Regions from separate parts of the Homo sapiens genome. Here region 1 is linked to region 2. A link is an interaction called in ENCODE POLR2A ChIA-PET data of the cell type or tissue named here. Cell type or tissue: K562. All regions are shown on one strand. Each heading gives the region's core, and the rest is flanking DNA. Links, peaks and the distances in the headings are about the cores only. Region 1 overlaps NUMA1 (nuclear mitotic apparatus protein 1). Region 2 overlaps RNF121 (ring finger protein 121).

Region 1 (2,922 bases), core at 300-2,799, 110 kb before region 2:
GATGTCTTTTATTGAGTTTTTTAAAATTCAGGATTCATTGAAGGATCATGCATGTATTTATGCACTTAGTTGTCATGACTATCATGTCTTTAGTCTGCTTTAACTTTGAACAGTTCTTTTTTAATCTGAATGCCTTTTTGTCTTTCATAGCATTTGTCTGATTCTTCTTGATTAGATTCAGGTTAGGCATTTTTGGTAGAAGAACTATATAGATTAATACAATAGTTTGATTGATGAGGCTGACACTAAAATACATAGAAGCAGTATCTGATTTTGCAAGACAGTATATAATTTAGCACTTATTTGTGTTGTCTAATCTATAAACCCTATAGGAATTTACAGAAGAAGGAATTCAGTAGGACTTGGATAACTAGGAATGAAATACTTTGGCAGAAAGATGGGGTTTGGAAAATGAACAGAATTGGAGGCAGTTGGGATATGGTTAGATAAGCTGTGATTTGGGCTTCCCATCCTACTATTAAGGTTGTGTATCATGAAAAGTGACTTTGAGGGTTCTGTATCTTCCATGGTGTTTGCACTGCTAGAAGCCTAATGGTGTAGAGCTCTTGCTTTGGCATCAGACAGGTCTAGAGACTGTGCCCAGCATTTTGCCAGTTACCTAACCTTGGGGAAGTTTTCTCATTTGCAAGATAGAGTATTAATAACTATTTAAAAGGTTATCGTGATGCTCACAGTGAGACACTACATAAATATTTGAATTAAAATATTTGAATGCCTTTAGGGGGGTGCAGCGTTTCCTAGATCTGCCATGTGCCCCACTGGATCATTCATTTTGTTTTGTTTGGATACGTGGTTTCGCTCTGTTGCCCAGGCTGGAGTCCAGTGGCACGGTCTCAGCTCACTGCAGCCTCCCAAGTGGGTGGGACCCAGGCACACTCCACCACACCTAGCTAATTTTTTGTATTTTTGTAGAGACGGAGTTTTACTATGTTGCCCAGGTTGGTCTGGAACTCCTGAGCTCAAGCGATCTGCCCACCTTGGCTTCCCAAAGTGCTGGGATTACCGCTGTGAGCCACTGGGCCTTGCCTGGATAATTTGTTTCTGTTACCTGCCTGACCCCTGAAGATGTTTGAATTTACCACTCCTGGATAATTGAAAGCAGGGAAATGAGAAAAGGCTTGGCTCACGCAGAGAGAAGTGGGAAGACTGGCTTGATCAATTCAGAGTATATTCTGTAGAATAGTGGGAAATAAGGTTGAATAAATGACTTGAGGCCATATAATGGAGGATTTGGAAAGTTAAGCCAAAGAATTTAGATATGATGCTTTAGGGAGAAGAAAACTGGAAGATTTTTGAGCAGGAGGAGAGACACTTGAAAATGAGAGTGGTGTGGGGCCTCCTGAGGAAGAAGTTTTCTGGCTTAAAGACTGAAATCCTAACAGGGCAGGGCCTTCACAGTGCTGACCAAGTGTGGGTGTGGCTTGGCAGTCTTGCCACAGAAGGCCAGAATTTCTGCCCCAGTGACTCTTCCTGCTCTGCCACTGACTCACCCCGTTGACCTGGCCTGCATGGCTTCCCTTCTGCTTGCTGTCTGATCCACAGAACGCTGGGGTTGCCCAGGATAATGTGAGGCTGAGCTCACTAAGAGTGGGTGGGTTAGGGGAATGAATAATCATTCCTGTCCCTTTGCCCCTTCCCTAGGTGGAAACTAATTCTAAGCCAGACTGCTGGAGATCACCCTGTTCTAGTGTGTGGAGGCTTCCACCAGGAGGTAAGTCAAAATGGTTTCTGCCCTCTAGTTTTTCATAGGTCAGCTTTGTCCTGAGCAGGATCTCTACCATTTACTTTTTCCCTGACCCAGATTCTTCAAAGTGATTGTCTTTGTCTTTCAATTATTTGAGGCAAACAGGTTACTGTAGGAGGAGAGCAGAGAGGTTTAATAAAGATATTTTTCTAACTGTGGGAGGGTGGTGTCCAGAGGTTTTCATTGGCCCTTGCTCTGAGGTAGATTGCCCAGAACTCTTGTGAGCCAGACACTAAACATTGGCCATTGAGGCCACTGCAGAGAAGTCCTGGTTTTTAAGCCATCATTTCTCTGCTACTGGGTTTCAGAACCATTCTTGGTGTGCTTTAGTGTCCCAAGTTATTTCTGTCCCTTTTGATCAGGGGAGTGAAGGAAGTGAGAAGCAGGGGAGGAGGAGCTGTATACATAAGTATGTGTGGGTGCATTATGCTGGGAGTTTGGGTGTCTGGGTTTCTCATCCTGACTGTTGCTAACCAGATGTGTGACCAGGGACAAATTGCCTAACCTCAATGGACTGAACTTTTCTCATATGTAAAAAGGGACAGTTAGGATTATATGATCTTGAAGATTTCTTCCAGGGCCAAAATTTATCATTATATAATGTGTAATTATAAAGTGATATAATAGTTGAACAAATGTGACAGATATTGTACATGTCTTGCCCCCTTGATTGTAATTATGGGGCAATTAGAATGTTTTTAAGTTTGACCCCTTCAAAGTAATTGTGTTCTCAGCCTTTAGATTTCCTTTGGTGATGGTGTCATTGCCTCAGACTGCCTCTGAGCCAATCTTTTGAATATCCTCAGAGGTAGCAAATCTTTACTCTTAGCTTGGTGGATTCAATTTTTAGAAACAGCCAGAAGATGCCGTGAGCCAAAGATTCATGCAAGGCAATACCTTTTTTGGTGAAGGATGAGGTGTGACTATAAAACAGTAACACCGAATTTTTCTGTTTGTCTCACATGGAGTAGACTTTAAAGGCAGCTCCCAAAGAAGTGTTTTGTTAGAATAAGTAAATAACTTCCTAAGGAGAGTATTTTGATTGCAGTTTTCATTTGATTTAATAAGATTAGAAATGTCTGCTGGAAAACAAGTCACTTTCCTTTATAGTGACTGTGCATATGCTTGCTTATAGGTTGGGGTGACTAGATAATGGA
Region 2 (2,922 bases), core at 193-2,692:
CAACACTTTGGGAGGCTGAGGCAGGCGGATTGCTTGAGTTCAGGAGGGCGAGACCAGCCTAGGCAACCTGGCAAAACCCTCTCTCCACCAAAAATACAAAAAATTAGCCTGGTGCTGTGGTGTGCGCGTGTAGTCCCAGCTACTTGGAAGTCTGAGGTGGGAGGATCACCTGAGCCTGCAGAAGTAGAGGCTGCAGTGAGCCGAAATCGCCATACTGCACCACTGCATTCCAGTATGGGCAATCAGAATAAGACCTTGTCTCAGGAAAAAAAAAGGTATCCAATTGGAAAAGAAGAAGTGAAACTCTACTCTCAGATGACCAATCTTATATATAAAAAATCCTAAAAAAAACTTTAAAAACTATTAGAGCTAATAAATTCAGCAAAGTTGGAAGACTAACACAAAACGATCAGTTGAAATTCTATATATTAGCAATGAATAATTCAAAAAGGAAATTTTTAAAAATTCCATTAACAATGGCATCAAAAAGAATAACATACTTAGGAATAAGTTTAACAAAGGAGGTGCAAGACTTGTACATTGAAAACTACAAAACATTGATGAAAGAGATTAAAGACCCAAATAAATGAAAAGATATCCTGTGTTCAGGTACTGGAAGATTAATATTGTTAAGATGGAAACATTTCCCCAAACAATCTAGAGAATCAAACCAATCTTTATCAAAATTCCAACTGATTTTGTTTGTAAAATGGAAACGTTGATATTAAAATTAATAAGGAATTGCAAAGGACTCAGAATAGCTGAAACAATCTTGAAAAATAATAACAAAGTTGAGGAACATACTTTCCAATTTCAGAACTTACTACAGTGCTACAGTAATCATAACAATGTGGTACCTGCAAAAGAACAGACATATAGATCAACGGAATAAAACTGAGAGTACAAAAATAAGCCAACATATCTTTGATCAATTGATTTCTGACAAGGTCGTGACATGCCACGACCATCCAATGGAGAAAGAAGTCTCTTCAATAAATGATGCTGGGACAACTGGCTATCCACATGCAAAAGAATGAACTTAGATTCTTATCTCACACCATTTACAAAAACTCAAAATGGACCAAAACTCCAAATGTAAGAGCTAAGACTATAAAACTCTTTTTTTTTTGGGAAGGAGTCTTGCTCTGTTATCAGGCTGGGGTGCAGTGGTGCGATCTTGGCTCATTGCAACCTCCAACTCCCTGATTCAAGCGATTCTCCTGCCTCAGCCTTCCGAGTAGCTGGGATTACAGGCACGTGCCACCACGCCCAGCTATTTTTGTATTTTTATTAGAGACGGGGTTTCACCATGTTGGCCAGGCTGGTCTCAAACTCCTGACCTTGTGATCCGCCCACCTCAGCCTCCCAAAGTGCTGGAATTACAGGCTTGAGCCACCCCACCGGGCCAAGACTATGAAACTCTTCAAAGAAAACATAAGAGTAATCTCTATGACCTTGGACTTGGCAATGGATTCTTAGATATGACACTAAAAGCACAACCAATAAAATTAAAAAATAGATATACTGAACTTCATCAAAATTAAAAACTGTTTATGCATCAAAGGACACTATCAATAAAGTGTCAAGACAACCGATAAAATGTGAGGAAATATTTTAAAATCATATATCTGATAATGGTCTATTATCCAGATTATATAAAGTACTCTAACAACTCAACAAAAAGACAAAAAATTCAACCAAAAATTGGGCAAAGACTTAAACAAACATTTCTCTAAGGAAAATATACAAATGACCCATAAGCACAGGAAAAGATGCCCAACATCATTAGTCATTAGGGAAATACAAATCAACACCACAATGACATCTACATCCACTAAAGTAGCTATAATAAATAAAATTTAAAAAAAAACGGAGTGAAAGAAGTAAGAAGTCTTGATAAGAATGTGGAGGAATGAAAACCCAACCCACGTTAGGACAGAATGGAAAATTGTGCAGCTTCTGTGGAAAACAATTTCTCAGTTCCTCAAAACATTAAACACAGAGTTACCACATGACTCAGCAATTCCACTCCTAGGTAGATTTCTTTTCTTATTTTCTAAAGATATGAGTTTAAGTTTCTCAGTGTAAGATGTGCTATCATGTTAGCATATCCTCTCACCAATAAAATTCAGCATTATGTTTACAGGATGTGGTAGTAACAAGTAAACTGCACATTCCTAGTACAACTGGCCTCATTAAGTCACAGACACATCTCCTGTTAAGAATTAACTAATGAATAACACATCAGTGGTTTTCTAACAGTGCTATGATGAGTCCTAGAGATTTCAGAGGGGGAAGCAGAGGTGTTAGGGTTACCCAACCTTCATATCAAGCAGAGCAGCCTCTTAACTGTTTCCCAGATTGAGTTTTTCCTTAAGATAATGTTTAAAGAAAGGATTCCACACTTAAGGAAAAAGTTCTTATTGAAAATTACTGCAGTGCATATATGCATACTCACTTTCTTCAGAATAGGTTGTAAAAATCTGCCGGGCGCGGTGGCTCACGCCTGTAATCCCAGCACTTTGGGAGGCCGAGGCGGATCACAAGGTCAGGAGATCGAGACCATCCTGGCTAACACAGTGAAACCCCGTCTCTACTAAAAATACAAAAAAATTAGTCAGGCGTGATGGTGGGCACCTGTAGTCCCAGCTATGCGGGAAGCCGAGGCAGGAGAATGGCGTGAACCCGGGAGGCGGAGCTTGCAGTGAGCAGAGATTGCACCACTGCACTCCCGCCTGGGCGACACAGCGAGACTCTGTCTCAAAAAAAAAAAAAAAAAAATCTTTGCAGATTAGCCAAAATTATATAATTAAAAATATTTCTACATATAAGCACAGAAATGCCAAGGGGGCTTTCACTCATTTATGAGTTTACTGAATCCCCTGGCTCAAGCAATTCTCCCACCTCAGCCTCCTCAATAGG

The links. ChIA-PET counts read pairs that join two places held together with the same protein. Peaks named below come from ENCODE experiments on the same cell type or tissue, not always from the same donor. Only the 100,000 strongest peaks of a DNase experiment are listed, where the experiment ranks them.
Region 1: POLR2A ChIA-PET joins it to region 2 with 6 read pairs; 3 of 35 experiments call an interaction of 5 or more read pairs at or near these places.

What each region holds. Positions count from the first base shown.
Region 1 is chr11:72,068,652-72,071,573 of GRCh38, reverse strand. NUMA1 (nuclear mitotic apparatus protein 1) reads left to right here. Exons shown (of 27, transcript NM_006185.4): 2 at 1,663-1,732. Among named protein-coding and RNA genes, the nearest start is that of MIR3165, 2.2 kb to the left of the region's middle. In K562, for the core only: no CTCF peak of the experiment used is centred there; a DNase peak (open chromatin) is centred at 1,475.
Region 2 is chr11:71,961,826-71,964,747 of GRCh38, reverse strand. The region is part of intron 3 of RNF121 (ring finger protein 121); the gene reads right to left. Among named protein-coding and RNA genes, the nearest start is that of RNF121, 34 kb to the right of the region's middle. RefSeq lists an enhancer at 1,893-2,012. In K562, for the core only: no CTCF peak of the experiment used is centred there; no DNase peak of the experiment used is centred there.